2 separate regions of the Mus musculus genome follow, and region 1 is linked to region 2. The links are chromatin loops, found by intact Hi-C in ENCODE. Cell type or tissue: left cerebral cortex. All regions are shown on one strand. Each heading gives the region's core, and the rest is flanking DNA. Links, peaks and the distances in the headings are about the cores only. Region 1 overlaps Psen1 (presenilin 1). Region 2 holds the start of Riox1 (ribosomal oxygenase 1).

The links. A loop is a pair of places that touch in the nucleus more often than their neighbours do. Peaks named below come from ENCODE experiments on the same cell type or tissue, not always from the same donor. Only the 100,000 strongest peaks of a DNase experiment are listed, where the experiment ranks them.
Region 1: it touches region 2 in a loop (4-fold over the local background); 5 of 42 quality-filtered maps call a loop at or near these places.

The regions. Positions count from the first base shown.
Region 1 is chr12:83,711,495-83,719,494 of GRCm38, reverse strand. Psen1 (presenilin 1) reads right to left here. Exons shown (of 12, transcript NM_001362271.1): 4 at 6,941-7,191; 5 at 4,590-4,731. Among named protein-coding and RNA genes, the nearest start is that of Psen1, 27 kb to the right of the region's middle. In left cerebral cortex, for the core only: a CTCF peak has its summit at 5,538 (motif pointing left); DNase peaks (open chromatin) are centred at 2,515, 3,001 and 5,537; H3K27ac peaks cover 1,052 bases.
Region 2 is chr12:83,946,231-83,956,030 of GRCm38, reverse strand. It overlaps Heatr4 (HEAT repeat containing 4), which reads left to right. Exons shown (of 17, transcript NM_001376939.1): 13 at 185-374; 14 at 944-1,022; 15 at 1,326-1,491; 16 at 3,364-3,416. It overlaps Riox1 (ribosomal oxygenase 1), which reads right to left and starts at 5,423. Exons shown (of 1, transcript NM_023633.3): 1 at 3,078-5,423. The coding sequence starts at 5,339. The coding sequence ends at 3,528. In left cerebral cortex, for the core only: no CTCF peak of the experiment used is centred there; DNase peaks (open chromatin) are centred at 4,533, 5,392 and 8,650; H3K4me3 peaks cover 2,214 bases; H3K27ac peaks cover 1,424 bases.

The sequences.
Region 1 (8,000 bases), core at 1-8,000, 240 kb after region 2:
AGCAATTGTTTCTGTTAGCCTATGGCTTTGCTTCCCTCGGTACTGTAGTATAAGAAGGCTATGAGAAATACACTTGATGCTGGTGTGGTATTGACCTGCAGCCCTCCCATACCTGTCCCTTGCATATATTTTTTTTATCTTTCCTATGATCATCCTCACTCCCCCCTCATAGGACTGTTTTATTTTGAACTGGCCGCCCTGTTCCTTTCTAGAAGACACTAATCTTAATAGTTGAATACAATCTCAAATACAGTTAGAAGTGACAAAGAAAAGGAAAAATTCTTAGAAGCCCTCTTTTCCCTAAAAAAAAAAAAAAATTTTAAAGGAAAATAGAAATCAGGTCAGGTGGCATGAGGGTCAAAGGCAGTTTTTGGCATGTGCCAATCTTCAACTGCTCACGTGCATGCAAAATGACTCTAATAAACTCTTCAAAGATATAAACTCAAAATGACCAGAAATCACTCATTCACGGTATAAATCACCATGAGTAAAAGTCAATAGAATTATCCTTCCCCAAAACTTAAGATATCATAAAGACAGGAAACTAATAGGAAAAAAATTAAATCTGGACAAAAAGATTATACCCAAAATGATCTAACATCTTTAAAACAGACAAATATAAATTCTAGAAATGAAAACTATAACTACTAGATTTCAAGTAACAGTATTAACAAACCGTAGAAGATGCAAGGAAGTTGAAAATATACCTTAAGTACGGAAAGAGGGTGATGGGAGGGAGCATTAGCACTTTCATTAAAAGGACGAGGCATGGCTGAGTATTGCCTTTAATCCATGAGTCTGAGGCTAGCTTGGTCTACACATTGAGCTCTAGGACAGCCAGAATATGCAATGAGGTTCTATCTCAAAACAAACAACAATTAAAAAAGCCCCAAGACACTGGGGTACCTTTGTTTTTGTGGCACGTGAAATCAAGCTAAAGAAGTAGAAAGGCTAGCCTGGGGATGACTGGCCTAGAGGAACTTGGGAAAGGAAGTGACCAGTAAGAAAGAAGACAATGGATGAACAGGAGCAACATCAAAGCCAGCAAAGCAGGCCCCTGCACCCAGGCAGCAGATGTGCAGCTTGGTCTTCATGTGGGTACCCCAAAAACTGGAGCAGGAGATGTCCCCAAAGCTGTTGCCTATCTGTGAAATATGTTCCCTTCACTGGGCTGCACTGTCTGGCCTCAGTGGGAGAGGTTGCACCTAGACCTCAAAGACGTGATGTGATAGGGTGGGGGGAGACCCAATGGGGGCCTCCACCCTCTCAGAGGAGAAGGGGGAAGGGGACTGTGTGAGGGGAGGGCAGCAATTAGACTGTAAAATGAATTAAATAAATAAGTAAATAAAGTTTAAAAAAAAGTTAGCAAAGCAGACCTATTGAAGATAAGGGGATGGAGGATATGTGTTTGTAGATATCAAAGTAGAATTAATAAATCAACCAACAAACCATGGGTCCAATAAGCAATGACTTCTAGGCTGAAAGCACTGAATCAAAGTTGTCTTCAGGACAGCAAGATAGCTTTGTTGGTGAAGGCACTTGCTGGCAGGCGTGACAACTGAGGCAGGTCCTCTTGGATGACATTTATTTTCCTCTGATCTGAGACATTCCCTTTAGAAGCCTCAAACGAAATCAAAGGCCACATAGCTGAGGGAACAGAACCTCACAAGATTCCTGCGGCCCAGTCGGCAACAACATACAAAGGAGCAAACGACCGCTTGGGGTGGAGATTCTAGCAGCCCAAATGCAGAAAGGTAGCTGGGAGCTGCCCACAGCCATGCAGGGAGCTCCAGGGTGGCAGCTTTTTTTTTTTTTTTTTGGAGTGGCCCTCTCAGGGACAGAGCTGCTTTTGAATCATCCCTGCTCCTTGTAAGCAACCTCTCAGTGTAAGTATATCCTTGCCAGACAGTGTTAGCGCACGCCTTTAATCTCAGCACTCAGGAGGCAGAGGCAGGCAGATTTCTGAGTTCGAGGCCAGCCTGGTCTACAGAGTGAGTTCGAGGACAGCCAGGGCTACACAGAGAAACCCTGTCTCAAAAAAGAAAAAAAGAAAAGAAAAAAGTCTGTCCTTTGCCTCACTGGCTCGCTCGTCAGACCCCGGCTCAGTTGTTTTTACTTTGCTACTGAGTGCTACGCTCATCTTTTCTGGCGAGCAGATGTGTGCTGCAGGAAAAGTCTGTCACACAACATGGAAGGAGAGAAATGACTCCTGCAAACTCACCTCTGACTTCTACATATGAAGCATGGAACATACATGTCCACATGACATACACTATATAAACTTAATTTTAAAAAAATTTAAGGTTAGATCTGAGGGTACAAAATTAATCCAGAGAGTAAGTGATTTTGTTTCAAAGGTTTTTTTTTTTCCTTATGTGTATGCATGGTTTCCCTGTGCATGTGTGTATATGTATGCAGTAAGTGCCATTTGTGCCTGCCACCCCAGGAGCCAAAAGAGGTTGTTGTTGGATCCCCTGGAAACAGAGTGAGGAACGAATATGAGCCAAGACGTGGGAGTAGGAAACTAAATTCATCGGTTTCATGTCCTCTGCAAGAGCAGCCAGTGCTCCTACGGATAAACCATTTCTCCAGCCCTAATCAGGGCTCTCTGAGAAACAAAGGAGGGGAAAGCCTCCAGAGTCTGGGACTGGGTTGTGAGCCTGAGGGGAACTGCAGAGGAGGAAAGGAACCAAGGTCAGAACGCACACTAACAAGCCAATGGCGAGAGGATCCAGAAAAACCAAGTTTGCAAAGGCAGCGGATAGAACTAGGGAAGTATTGCCAAGCAGATAAACAGATTCCATGGGGGCGCCAAGGACCATGGCCTTTAGGAAAGAAGGACTAGGTTTGAGAGGAATTTTACATAATGCCTGTCAGTCAATCAAGGCCAAATTCTGAACGCGAATTCCCAAACTGATTCATTAGTCTCTGACCCACAGCAACTGTGACCCTGCCCCCACGCCTCATCTGGACAGCTGGGAAAGTAGGAGGTGTGCGCATGCACTGCTCGTGAGATGCCAAATGAAACACGGAGTACGCACATAGTCCATACAGTTGGCTTATTGTCATCAACAGATCAGTGCAGGAAAAACTGAAAACAGAGGCAAGGAGAGGTAGTTTACAGATGGTGGCCTCTTTCTCCATATGGAATGTAAAAGTACACAGAAACTAAGTAACTTCCCAAGATTACTAGGAAAAAAAACTCTCAGGAAATTCAATGCTGAGTCCACACCTCTGTATGTAGTACACAGGCAACTTTGAAAAATGAAAGGCAGGAAATCTGGAAGTGGGGGAGAATAAACGTGGAAGAAGGCAGAATTCTACCCCCAATAAAATCGTAAAAGGAGGCAAAAGAACAAGCCTGGTCCCTAATCAGCTGAGGTCCAGGATGTGTCCACTAAGGCCAAGAAAGGGACCAGGAGGTAAAGACTGGCAAGCAGACAGACACAGGTGCAGTGAGACGTGCGGAGAAAACCGCTGCACAACACGCTATTTGTCAGGTGGTGGCGGCGCAGATCTTTAATCTCAACGCTGGGGAGGCAGAGGCAGGTGAATCTTTTGAGTTTGAGACCAGCCTGGTCTACAGAGTGAGTTTGAGGCCAGCCAGGGCTACACAGAGAAACCCTGTCTCAAAAAACAAAACAAAACAAAACAAAACAAACCCCAAAGAAAAATCTAGGAGAAAATAATGTAGACAGAGAGTAAACTTCAATACGGAGAGTTAACATTTACTGTTCCTACTACTGAGGACGACCTGAAGATTCCATGACCAGTATTGATTTGTTGATTTTCTGAGGTTTGAGTATGAAGCATGTGCTGGGTGGCTGAGGTCCAGGACGCAGTTGCTTACTGAGGGAGGGAGGGAGGGAGGGAGGGAGGGGAGGAGGAGGGGGAAGGAGGGGGGAGAAGAGAGGGAGAAGAGAGGGGAGGAGAGGGAGAGAGGGGGACAGGCTGGGAGGCTGGGCCTGCATCTCTGCTGCAACTTCTCCCTGTGCCCATTGACCAAGGTAAGAAGCAGGGCTGCTCTGAGAGACTAAGCAAATGATGCTGGTTCTCAAGTGAGGGGCCAGTCACTACTGCGTTCAGTAGCAGCATCTGAAGGTGGCTTATGGGGCACTTAAATTCTATAGCACTATTTGTTAAGGACAATATATACAAAAGTCTTTGGAATGCCATAGGCACACTATAAATCAAAATACTGAAAACATGTGACCTTACATGAAAACACCTGTTTTCCATGTATGTCTTCTGGTACTTTCAACATGCTTCAGAATAAAAGGAAAAATAACTTAGATCCAAAATATAAGACACTTCCTCTTTGCTAGACCAAGTCAAGACAAGGAGGCTGTGAAGGGGCTCAGAACGTGACGCTTACAAGCTTGGAGATTTGATATCCAAAACCCAAGCAAAGATGGAAGGAAAAGATGCATTCCACAAAGTGGTCCTACCAACTGCACACGCACACTCTGACATGCACAGGCCTGCATACACATCTCCCCCGCCCCCAACTCTCCCACCCTTCCCCTCCCACACACACAAGGACAACCCATAGGCAGGTCAAGGCGGACAGCAGACTGCCTCGTGCTCACCTTGTAGCACCTGTATTTATACAGGACCACCAGGAGGATGGTCATAATGACAATGACACTGATCATGATGGCCGCATTCAGGATCGAGTGCAGGGCTCTTTGGCCTACAGTCTCAGTGTCTTCTGTGAATGGGGTGTAGATTCTACAGAGGGAAACAAAACACCAGAGTGTTAATGCATATGTCAAACAGCACACTCTTAAAACTGTAATTCACTGTGAGGTCTGCGGTTTAATGAGTCTTTTAGAAGGTGCCTTTTGCAGGTCATCAGTCAACCAAGGATATTTTTATTTGGTTGGTTAGTTTTTGACACAGAATCTAATAAGAAACCCCAAGCTAGCTTGGAACTCACCATGTAGCCCAGGCTGTACTTGAACACGTGATCTTCCTGCCTTTGAATTCCAAGTGTGGAGATTGTGGTCTGTACCACCCTAGCTCTAGGTAATATTTTTTTTTAAATGGTTTTAGAGCTTTGTTGTAGAAATGCAGGGGAAAGAGAGAAGGTAGAAAGAGAGAGAGAGGCCGGCCATGGCCATGTGGAGAGAGAGGGGAAGGGAGAGAGAGAAGGAGGGCTAGAGAGTAAGAAAGGTGAGGGCTAAAGAGAGGGAGGAGGGGTGAAGCAGCACTCAAATAATATTTTTAAATGTAGGCATATATTTTTATTTTAAATTGTGTGTGTGTGCATTGCGTGAATGTGGGCAGATGTTCATGAAGGGCAGAGGCACCCAATCCCTGAAGCTGGTTATGAGCTCTCTGACGTGGGTGTTATGGACCCCTCAGTACATCCACAAGAGTGGTGCACCCTCTTAACTGCTAAACCATTTCTCCAACCCTGTACCCAATAGTTTTTAGCTTAAGAAAAATAGCTATCCTCTAAAATAACGTCTTCTGAGTAAGAGGAAATAGACTATGAAGAGATGAACTCACAGGTAGGCACTGGCTCCATCTAGTGGATGCTTTGTTCTGAAATAATGATCTCACCCAAGGTTTTCTCCATAGCTTAATAGACTCTGTTAAATAACCAGATGCTGCCACAGTAACTACTAAGGCTGGACAACAGTTATTAGAGAGAGGTCACAGGGTTTAAGCAATGGTTTTTTATCTCTAGGGTGACCATTATTGGAGTTGTCTTCTCGTATTTCATTTACATAAAAATACCTTTTTTAAAAATATTTATTTTATTTATATGAGTACACTGTAGCTGTCTTCAGACACACCAGAAGAGTGCATCAGATCCCATTACAGAAGGATGTGAGCCACCATGTGGTTGCTGGGAATTGAACTCAGGACCTCTAGAGGAGCAGTCAGTGCTCTTAACTGCTGAGCCATCTCGACAGCCCCACATAAAAATGCCTTAATTCCAAGTGCCAAGGCTTCCAGCACAATGACCTTACTTCTGCCCTTACAGCAGGTGTGGCCATGAGACTGCATAGTGACCAAGGAACTCTGAACAAGCTATAGAGGTAGTTCCTGCAGGGAGTGCTCTCGGCTACATGATGCCTATGTCCCCTTCTCAACTCCCTCCTGCTGTCAAATGAAAACTGAGGCTCTAGTCTGGACCCTAAGGAAATCTAGGACCTAAGCTGAAGAGAGGAGCACACATGCTTTGTGAATAAAAGACCCGGATACCAATCTGGACTGCCTACCCCTGCACTGCTCTGTGGGAGAAAGAGGAATGTCATTTGAGTTTCTATAACAGTCTCGTAAAACAGGGTATGGTGGCACACACCTGTAATCCTCACACTCAGGAGGCTGAGGCAGGATCAGAAAGTTGAGACTAGCCAAGACTACACAGTGGATTCCAGACTAGCCTGAGAAACAGTGAAAACAGGCTGTTATGAGAAATACTAGGATCTACTCCCAGTAGATGAAGGCAGTTGTCTTTAAAGACTTAACACACAAGCCAAGATAGGGACCATAGGAATGTGGTTGCTTTGCTGTGTCGCTCAGCCTGGCCTGGAATCTGCATCAGCACAAGATGGACTTGAGTTCCTGACTGACCCGTCTCACTGCCAAGTGATTAGGCATATGCCATCATGCTTGTGTCTCAATCACCACATGGTGGTCCCCCAAAGCCATGGTTCCTAAACCTCTAAACTTCCATGAGCCATTTGCTAAGTGCTAGGATTTCAGGCCCTGCTACCATGTCTGCTGGCTCACAAGTAAGAATTCAAAAGGTTAGAACTAAAACAACAACAACAACAAAACCAAGACATCACATCATCACTGCCATCATCCCCACTGCCTCTGGCCATCAGGAAAGATGGAAGATGGTCCACAGATCTTTGAGAGGATAACAACAAGCTACGAGGAAAAGCCACACCAGCCCAGAGAACGAAGCACTTATACATACAGCTGACCGTCCTTCCGGGTATAGAAGCTGACTGATTTGATGGTGGCCACGACGACGACCATGCAGAGGGTCACGGGGACAAAGAGCATGATGACATGCTTGGCTCCATATTTCAATGTCAGCTCTTCGTCTTCCTCCTCATCTTGTTCCACCACCTGTCTTGAGTTACTCTGGGGCCGCCCATTAGATATTGGCTCAGGGTTGTCAAGTCTCTGCCTGTCATGCTGCTGCTGCCGTTCTTGGCTGTCATTCTAAAGAACGAGAAATGCATTCAGTAAGCCGGACTCTCAGCACAAGGCATCCTGGAAGACATACACCTGGGATGTGTGGTAACGGCTCCACCAGGACTCCTTACAGACAGTGCTAATGTCTGGATTATTATTTACTGCTGTCCCCGAGGAAGCCAGGCCCTCCCTCCCGCTTACCTGGGTCCTGGCTCACTTCACCCCTCCTTCTATTCTCCTCCTCAGGCAACCATTCCCCCCTTTGGAGGCTTGGCTTAAATACTATATACTTGTACCAACACTTCTTCTTTATGATTTCTTTATTTTGTGTATAGGTGTTTTTCCTCCATACATTTCTATGCACCACACATACACCTATGTCTACAGAGGCCAGAAGAGGGCATCAGATGATCCCCTGGAACTGGAGTTAAAGATGGTTGTAAGCTGCCATGTAGGAATTGGGAATTGAACTTGGGTCCTCTGGAAGAGCAAGTGCTCTTAACCACCACAGAGCCAACTTTCCGCCTCCAAATGTTCTTCATGCAGCTACAAACTTAGTAATCTCATCTTTTCAAATTCATGAAGTACTCCCTACCTGATTTTAGTATTGTTGTTGTTATTTTAATTTTCCCAGACAAGGTTTCTCATGTATTCCAAGCTGTCCTGGCTATAGTCTCATTCTGTAGACCAGGCTGGCCTCGAACTCCAAGATCTACCTGCCTCTGCCTCCCGAGTGCTGGGACTCATTATTAATAGTACTTTAAAAAGCATATAGTGGTGTTCAAGATATCTCTCCATATTCTTTCTCACAACACCATGTAAGACTACAATTATGG
Region 2 (9,800 bases), core at 882-8,881:
CTCTTAAGTTTCCTTCCTAAATTTCACTACTGGAAAATACTTTTTTCGTTTTACTCGTAATGATGATCAACTGCCATCCCCAAGATATTATCTGCAAAACTCAAATTCCTTCTGAGCGCTAGGGTGTAGGCAACCTAGTCGCCTTCAGTAACAGTGAACTCTGCTTGACCTCCCACCTCTCCAGCTTTGGGACAGATTGGACTAGTGAGTCCCCAGCTGACCAATAAGCTGCTCTGGGCTATCCACTATGAAGACTCACCAGGCGTGCGGCTGGAAGCCTGCCGGAGCATCCTAGCCCTCAAGCTTCACGGCGCCCAGGTCAGGGACACCTTCCTGGATGTGCTGCTTCTGGAGAAGCACGAGGCTGTTCTTAAGTAAGCCGTGACCGCCTGCACTGCCAGCTCCCCAACCCTTGATCATCACCTGCTCTGCTAAGCGGGTGACAAGCAAGCTCTGCCACAGTTAGACTGTCACCACTCCCATAACTCGTGTGTATTCCTCTTCCTCCTGGGAGTTTTAAGTTATTCATATATTCAACATGTATCCAGTCCTTACTGAGACAACAGATACTAGAGTTTCAATGCAATAGCTGTGAACCTGGAGGAAGCCTGCACCCACACTCTTAAGTGCTGCACCTCCCCGCGCCTCCCCTCAGCCCTGTCTCAATCCTCCAATGCAGAGAAGTCCACGCTAACGCTGTGGTGACAATTAATGGCATGTGGTAACTTTCCTAAAGGTGTTTAATAAACAATTGTCAATGCCTTCACACATCATTTCTGAAACTGCACAACAGCTCTGTAAGTTATCACATCATTTCTACAGAGAAGACTCAGTTAAACTATTGATGTGTGAAGTTTAGGATTCTCGCCTAATTCCAAATCCTCCATTGTTTACCACTATGCTTTCTTTTAGGACAGGGTCACAATATTTCACTATCTTTCAGGGAAATTCACCAGACAATGAAAGCACTCAACTTAGAAAAAGAAGGAAGTCAAGAAATGATTCAGGAGATCAAGAAAAAGGTAAAAAAAAAAAAAAAAAAAAAAATACAAACTGCGTTTCCAGGGCTTCGAGAGGCTTGCTATTAAGCATGATGTAATCAATTACTTTATTTTTTTTATGTTTCAGTTTTTCTGAGACAGATTTGCTATACAACTTAAAATTACCTCAAAGTTGAGCTCTTGCCTCAGCCTCCCAAGTGCTGAGATTAACAAGCAAGTAATACATGCTTGGCCTGATCAAATTACTTTAACGCTTTTTCCTAATGTTTTAATGTATTTCCTAATACAGTTGGTCAGTTGCTTTTTAAAACACTTTTCCCGTAGATCCAAACACTAAACCAAAAGGACATACTGACGGAGAAAATACTGAAGATGGAACTGGCCGTAAAAAAACTGAAAGAAACAGCTAAATGGGTTTACTCAGAACCCAAAGCGGACCAAAAACCGCTGGAATTCTACAGTTTTCTTCAGAAATTCAAACCTTCTGAGAGTAAGTTTCGGGGTGAAACTGAGGGTGAGCCCATTCCTTGACACTTCTCACAAAATGACCCCAGGATCTAGCCAAGATTTCATAGGGAGCCCTGAATAATTTCTATTCAGGACGGCTACTTATTCTCCATCTTAGTTTCCACGAACCCCCTGCCCACCCCCACCCCCACCCTTCTTATCTACCTGCAACTGTTGGAATTTAAAGAGTAGCTCTAGCTGAACTGACTTTAAAAGGACATATAGAAAAGCACAAGTCTTAGCCGGGCGTGGTGGGGCACACCTTTAATCCCAGCACTTGGGAGGCAGAGGCAAGTGATTTCTGAGTTCAAGGCCAGCCTGGTCTACAAACCGAGTTCCAGGACAGCCAGGGCTACACAGAGAAACCCTGTCCCGAAAAACCAAAAAAAACAAAACAAAACAAAACAAAACAACAACAACAACAACAAAAACCCAAAAAAGAAAAGCACAAGTCTTTATAAAAACAAGTAACTACAGTGTATGCTTGCTGAAGCACACACACACACACACACACACACCCGCCCCGGAAGTACACATTTAATCTTTTATAGTGGTCACCCTTGGAAAGTGGGGCTGGGAGGGGAACAGTCATTTTATGTTCTAATTTAAGGGAAGAAATACTTCCTAAAAACACTCAACCTTAAAAACTGAACCTAGCAGTTGTGATAGGCTCTTAAGAGGCCCAGACATACCCTAAATGGCAAAGGTGCAGGGGTCAAACTATACCAGAACATACTCACAAGATCTGTAAGCAGCAGCCTCAGATCACCACCCCAAACCCAGGTCTTCTGGCTCCAAGCACTGTTTCTGGCGCACCAGGCTCTCTTCCACCAATCATGAGAGCATGCACTTGCTGGGAAAGTTGTGTCCAACTGTGGTGGGGGGATGTGGTGGGGAAATATGAGAGTGGAAAATAATCTGAACACCAATCTTCCCCCTATGGCCAGCTTGCAAAAAGCTGGGTGACTAAAGCCTGTGAAAGCACAACTAGGTGACATGACGCTGTCCTTGTGGGAGCTAGCAATGCCAGTAAGTCACTGATTTCAACCAAGCGCTGAACAAATACCGTATGTATTTCAGAGCTGATTCTGCTAGTAAAAGATCTCCTGCTAGGACTGTTCAGATTGGACGGAGTTCAAGTATCATAACTAAAAGGAGTATGTTACCTCCAAAGCCAATCCACGGCCCCAACCAGATATGTTTCTCGTCTTTAATGGGAGTGATGCTAGGATAAGCCCAGGGCGGTGCACATGCCAAGTGTCCGCTTGCTCTACCCCAGCTCTCTCACCTTTGCAAAAGATACTCCTTTGACATCCTAAGCCATGCTTTCTTTGTTTTTTGTTTTGAGACAAGGTTTCTCTGTATAGCTCTGGCTGTCCTGGATCTCACTTTGTAGACCAGGCTGGCCTCAAACTCAGAAATCCGCCTGCCTCTGCCTCCCGAGTGCTGGGATTGAAACCAAGCCCGGCTACTAAGCCATGCTTTCATCTGAGCCATATTTTATCTTCTTCCTCGTCCCACACTTCTTCAAATCAATCCCCCCCAAAAAATCTAGGCTTAGAAAAGAAAGATGGTCTTTGGCACTTTTTTTTTTAATAAATCTGACGTTCATACAAACTTAACGCGCAGCACACTGACCCCAGCTCAGCCCCGCAAACTGATGAAATAGAACCCAAGGAAGCAACTTCCATATAAAACCCCCAATGTCTCCAGCAGAATGGCCCAGCCAATGCTACCCGGTACACTGGACACTGTAGGGAATGAAGCTGGTGCTCTGAAAGGACAGGGGTCAGGGCCACTTCTGCCACGAACTTTCCCCCTCAGCTTCAATTCCTGTGTTTACTTTTACACCTAGGTAAAAAGGTTCTTCTCCAGCCTGAAGTCTGCGACACTGAAAAAATCCTAAAGGTAAGCACAACCATACTGATGCTTAGCAAGGTAAGAACCCGACCTCTTTAAAAAGAGAGGCAACGGTAGTGGAGAGTCGCAACGGCACTCTTTCCAGCCATCCTCAAAAAACTAACTCGGAACTAGAGGTGTCTTGGTGAGTAGCAGCCCCTTATCATATAACATGGTTGCCAAGGAGAGCTGGTCTTCCACACTGTCACATGGCAAGTCCCCCACTCTCACAAACTCCGGGTAGGAGCGAAGCAAGAGTTCCATGGCGTCGGCTTGCTGGGGGTGGATTTCTAAGCACTTGGGTTCCTCTAGGTGATAAACTCGAGAGTTTTCCACCGTGTGATACAGGAACAATCGGCCTCCCTCTCCCACCAGCCGAGCTACGCCGTCCTGAAGCATGTGGACTTGGGTTTCAGTTGTCAGCTGGGCCCCCACATTGACGGGTTCTCCAGCCTCCCAGCGAACTGGGAGCCCGTGAACACTTAGAGCCCGTTCCCTATCGGTCAACACAGGGGGCAGGGAATCGTGAATGAAGTCTTTTGCTCTCTGGTCAGCCACAGCATCGACAGGAGCAAAGTGTCCCAGGCGAGCAACCAAGACCCGCACCTTTTCCATGAAAGCTGTCCTTCTAGGATCCTTAGAGTCGGAATGCTGGGCCCCCATGTAATCCATGAAGTCTCGGGGCAAGCCTCTGCGGAACTCCACGTTCTCCTCTATGGCCGCTTGCACTGCCAGAGGCAGTACAGCCTCCAGGAAGTCACCCCATGTATTGCGCTGGTAGGTGGACAAGGTGAGGTGTAGGGAGTGGACTCCATCCTGACATTCAGCTTGGTGAATGAAGCCCCGAGGAAAATAGAGCAGGTCTCCAGGTTCCAGTACCGTTTGCAGCACAGGCTCACCAAGGTCCTCCTGGCTGAAGTTGGGACTAGATGTCAGGGCCAACTCCTCACTCGGGTCCCGCGGTCGGTAGACGCGCCAGAGTTTCCGACCTTCCAGCTGCAACACGAAAGCCTCGATGTCATCGTAGTGAGGAGCAAAGCCCTGCGAGTCCGGGGGCGTGAGGTAGACGTTGGAGCCCGCCATGCTGCCAAACTGCTCCTGGAGCACGGCCAGAAACTGCCACACGGTGGGCGAGAAGGCTTGCGGGCACAGGAGGCGCAAGGAGCAGCCGGCTCGGTACAAGGACCACGCGGCGGCGGGAAGCGCGCGGCCCGGCGGGTTCAAGGTCTCCCGCCGTCCATCGACGTAGCGCGCGGCGTCCAGATGCTGCCCGAATTGCACGTCCTCGTAGCGCAGCATCGAGTCCAGGTCGGCGGTGGAGAAGAGACCCTCGTAGTAGCTGCGGTCCTGCCGCCGCACCAGCACCGCCTCCCGCTCCCACAGCCGCCGGTAGAAGTGGTCCGGAGGCAGGGGCGCCAGGAGCCACTCGAAGAGGCGGGCGGCGCGCCTCCGGCTGCTGGGGATGCCGTTCAGCTCCGTCAGTACCTGCTGCAGCGGCGAAGCCCGGGGTCGCCCCGGCTCATCCGCGTGCGAGCCCGGCGGCGGCGGAGCGGCCGTCCCCAGGTTCCGGGAGAGCGCAGCCCATCCCTCCACGCGGCTCGGCAGCGTCGCCGAAGCCGACCTCGGGCGCGCTGACACCGGCCGCGGCTCCGCCGACCGCGAGGCCTCCAGCAGCTCTGCCGGCCTCTTCCGCTTGCCCCGAACCGAGGCCACCGCCACTTTCGAGTCCGAGTCCTCGCTCCGGAGCGCGCGAGCTCTCAGCGCGGCCACGCGGGACGCCGCCGCACTTTTCCGGTGCCTTCGGATCTTCCGGGGCCGCAAGGGCAGGGCCAAGACCGACGCGCCGCGGGGCTGCGACTGCGGGTGCCGCCGGCGCCTCCCCCGCCCGCGCTTCAGCAGCGCCGCACCGTTGCCATTCGGTAGCTCGTCCATAGCGGGGCGGCCGGCGGGTCCCACGCTTCCGCGGCCGTGGTGCTTTCTGGGAAGGGGGCGAGTCCTTCGGCATTCCCTGGGTAGGCCAAGCCTACCGTCTTCCTGGGTCCTACAGCTAGCCCGGTTTGTCACCTTTTAAAACCGCGGTAGTATGCACTGGCAAGGCAAAATTCTCTACCAGATAAAGACTCCGTGTAAGAAAAGAAGGCACGAGGCATTTCAAAAGAAAACAACTTCATTCCTCTTTTTTGCTTTTCTGGGACAGAATCTTTCTACAGAAGCCGTAGCTATATAGTCCTAGAACTTATTAGGTGAGCCAAGTTGGCTTTGAACTCACAGAGATTTCTGTCTCTGCCTCGCGATTGCTGGGATTAAAGGTGTGCAGCGCTGAGCCTGGCTTCCTGTTTTAGTCCGCTTTCTCATTTTTGTGGTAGGCATTTTTGTTCCTAGGCAGTTTCCTGGTAGAATGGAATGAAGGCAAAGTTTGATATTCTGTATGAAGCACAGCTCTTACTGGCTCTCTTCACTGCAGAAAACTTCATTGTTAAGCCTCTCCTCTTCTTTTTCCTCTCTCTCCTCAGTTACAAAGCCTTGCCAGGTATGGTGGTTCATGCACGGGGAAGGCTGAGGTTACAGGGTGAGCCGCTTGTAATTAATATTCTTCCTCTGAAAAGGAAGTTAGGGACTTCTCCACTTTGTCAGTGTATTGCTACATAGTCCTTTCTAACCTCAAACTCCTGGGCTTGCCTCTCAATATGACATTGCAATAGGCTGTTTCTCCTCCTCCTCCTCTTCTTCAAGCTTCTGACTTTTTAAAAAGTTTGTGCATGCGTACGTGTATGTCTCAAGGAGGCCAGAGAAATCTCTTAGTACAGTAGTTTGTGGAAATCTCTCTCTGATCCTTGGATAGAGTCGTAAACACTCTTTAACCACTGAACCATCATCTCTAGCCCCCCGCAGACACCGCTTCTGCAAGCATTCTTGTGAGTGTGTGTGTGTGTGTGTGTGTGTGTGTGTGTGTGTGTGTGTGTGTGTGTGTATTTTACATATGTATGTACCACCATGCCTGGCAGAACATAGGTCTTGATTGGGCAGGATGGCAATACTTTCTCAGGGAGTTAGGTAGCTTAAATGAATTGATTGGAACCTGTGATGGTTAACACCGATTGTCAACTTGACAGGTGTTAGTGTTATTTTACATAGTGTGTTGCAGTTTTCCTCTTAACCCAGCTAACTCCCAAAGAATTGAGACTGGACTAGTATATTTACTCAAAAAGCTTTAAGGGCACAACAACTGAGCAGGTTACTCTATTTTAATCCTTTATGCTAATCTAGCACCTTCCCGACAGAATCTTCCTGATACTTGCAGCATTTTAGTACTGATCTGGTTCTCTGGGCTCCCGGACTGCTCTTTGTTTTTTCTTTCTCCTTTTCCTTATCTCTCTTGGAGTCTCTCCTCCCAGCCAATCCCCACTTCCTCTCTCGAACTCTGCAAATGTCCAGCCCTATTCTCTTTCGTGCTCATTCATTGGCTGATCAGTTCTTTACTGACCAATCAGGGAATTATTGTAGAGCAAGTTTTTCACCACATTGAGACATGAGATTCTCAGAATAAGGATTGCAAATATATATGGGGGTACAGAAGTCCACATTTGAATAATTCATGAATAATCTTTACATAGTACACAATAACATTATGACTACAGTCAGGATCTAGAATCACTAAAGAGGCAAGTCTCTGGGCACCTCTGTGAGAGATTGTTTACCTTAGGTTGAAGTAGGAAGACCCGCTGTAAAAGTGAGCAGTACCATCCATCCCATGGGCTGGCGTCCTGGAGTGGGTAAGAGGGGAAAGCAAGCAAGCGATCTGCACAGCGTCTTTATTCTCTGCTCTGAGTGAGGGTGAAGTGTGACTGGCTGCGACCTGCTCCTGCGGCCTCTTCTACCCTACCACGAGGGAACGTAGGTTCGCATAAATCCTCCCTTGAATTGGAAATATCTTTTCAGGTATTTTTTTGTCAAAGCTAGGGGAAAGTTACTGTAACAAACCTAATAGAGGAGCTATCCATATCAGATAAAGCCATCATGGGAGGTTGTGAAGGGTCTGCCCAGCACTGGGAGTGGGGTCTTAAAGCCGCCAGTGTCAGCCGGGCGTGGTGGCGCACGCCTTTAATCCCAGCACTCGGGAGGCAGAGGCAGGCAGATTTCTGAGTTCGAGGCCAGCCTGGTCTACAGAGTGAGTTCCAGGACAGCCAGGGCTACACAGAGAAACCCTGTCTCGAAAAACCAAAAAAAAAAAAAAAAAAAAAAAAAAAGCCTCCAGTGTCATCCCAAGTTCTGTGCCCTACAAGGAGGCTACAGGGGTCTGCCAGAAGGAGTCTCAGGAGGCATAGCCTTCCCTTTTTAATAACCACTGTTGTTGTTTTTTAAATTTAATTTAAAAGGTTTTTTGAGATTCATTGTATGTGTATGGGTGTTTTGCTTGTTTGCATGTCCATGGACCATATATAACTAGAAGAGGGTATCAGATCCCTCTTGGAACTGGAGTTATAGCTAGTTTTGATCTGCCAAGTTTTTAGCTAGGATGCTGGGAATCAAACCTGGGTCCCTGAAAGAGAAATTAATGCTTTTAATGACTGAGCCAAACCTCCGGGCCCCTTCTTCCTTTTTAAAGTGTGTGTGTGTGTGTGTGTGTGTGTGTGTGTCTACACTCACACATGTATGTGGATGCCAGAGATCAATGGCAGGTGTCCTCTTTGGGGACAAGATCTCTCACTGAACCTGAAGCTCAGGGCTTGGGCAGTCTGGCTCGCTAGTAAGCTTAGAAATCCTCCTGTCTTTGCCTCCCCAGTGCTGGGAGTACAAGCCTGGCTTTGCACATGGGCAGTAGGCTTCCAAACTCAGGTCACCATGCCTGCACAGTGAGCGCTCTACCCACTGAGCCACTCCCCAGCCCGAAGAACTTCCTTCCTTGTTGACATAAAGGCTGTGTGTACTGAGAGCATCCTGGTATTAGGATTGCTTGGGTAGATAGATACAGACAAAGGGCAGGTCATATTTGACACATTTGATAATTTGAATTAAATTATCTTTTCAAAAAGAAGGGGGGTTCCGGGTGACAACGGGCACAGCCTGTAGTGGACTTGGGGTTGTGTTGGGCTTCTCTGCTTATAAAGCTGAGGAGCTAGTGTTTAGCTACTAGAAGACTCTCTTTGTCATTTCCGCATGCTATACAAATATCTTCTCCTCCCAGTTTTTCCTGTGACCTCATCCTTTTCTTTTTTTGAACACGTTGCGATTTCCTTAAATAAAGAGTCTTGCTGCTATCTCTGTCTTCTCATTTCCCGTGAAGCTGGGAGTTGCCCTTTGGGATCTGACTTATCTCTACTTCCATCTCTTCTCCTGTGGCCCTGCTTAGTTCTCACCACAGAAGCAGCTATTAATAACGATCTCCGAACGTGTGTAGCACTGAGTGATTTGAAATGATGTCCTTAAATATATTGGGGTGGGGGGCGGTTGCTGTGGTGAAATAGGCTCTTATTGGCTTGGAATTCACCGTGTAGCCAGGCTGACCTCAAAGTCATGGAAATCCGTTTGCCTCAGCTTCCTCAGTGCTGAGATTACAGGCAAGAGCCACACTCAGCTCTGCAGTATTTTTATGAATGAAGTTAGGGAGAGGGAAATCAGGCAAAATAAGAATTACATCAGGATTTGTCTAGGGGTTACATGTGCCAGCATATGTCTGTATTTATGTGTTCCTACATACATCTATATATAATATGGATGAATGGTAGAACCATGATACCATGGTAATACAACAGTGATTATTATTGGTAAATCCAAGTATAAACTTTGGAGGACAAAATGCCGTTATCGATAATCACTGTTATGTTTCTTCAATTACTTCTACTTATAGTAATGTAGCCTTGTAAAGTGTTCACCCAAGGCTAGAGAGATGGCTCAGTGGTTATAATGAGTACTGCTCTTTCAGGGGACCAAAGTTTGGTTCCCAGCACCCACGTAGGTCGCTCACAACGTCCTGTAACTTCAGCTCCAGGATATTGACTCCCTCTTGTGGCTTGTACATACACCTGCACACATGTCCGAATACATACCCCTAGTCTTTCACACACAAATAATGAAATGTATCTTAAACAAACAAAGGATAAAAGTGTAAAAATTCATTTCTATGATGTGCACCTATAGTTCCAACTACGTGGGAGGCTGCAGTTGGAAGATCACATGAGTCCACAGACCCACCTGGCCAAAATAGTGAGATCCTGTCACAAAAAAAACAAAAAAAAAAAAAAAAACAAAAAACAAAAAAAAAAACATTGAACACATAAATATGTCACATGAATGCTCATTGTTGATGGTTTCAAAACTGTCCATTAGGCCGGGCGGTGGTGGTGCATGCCTTTAATCCTAGCACTTGGGAGGCAGAGGCAGGCAGATGTCTGA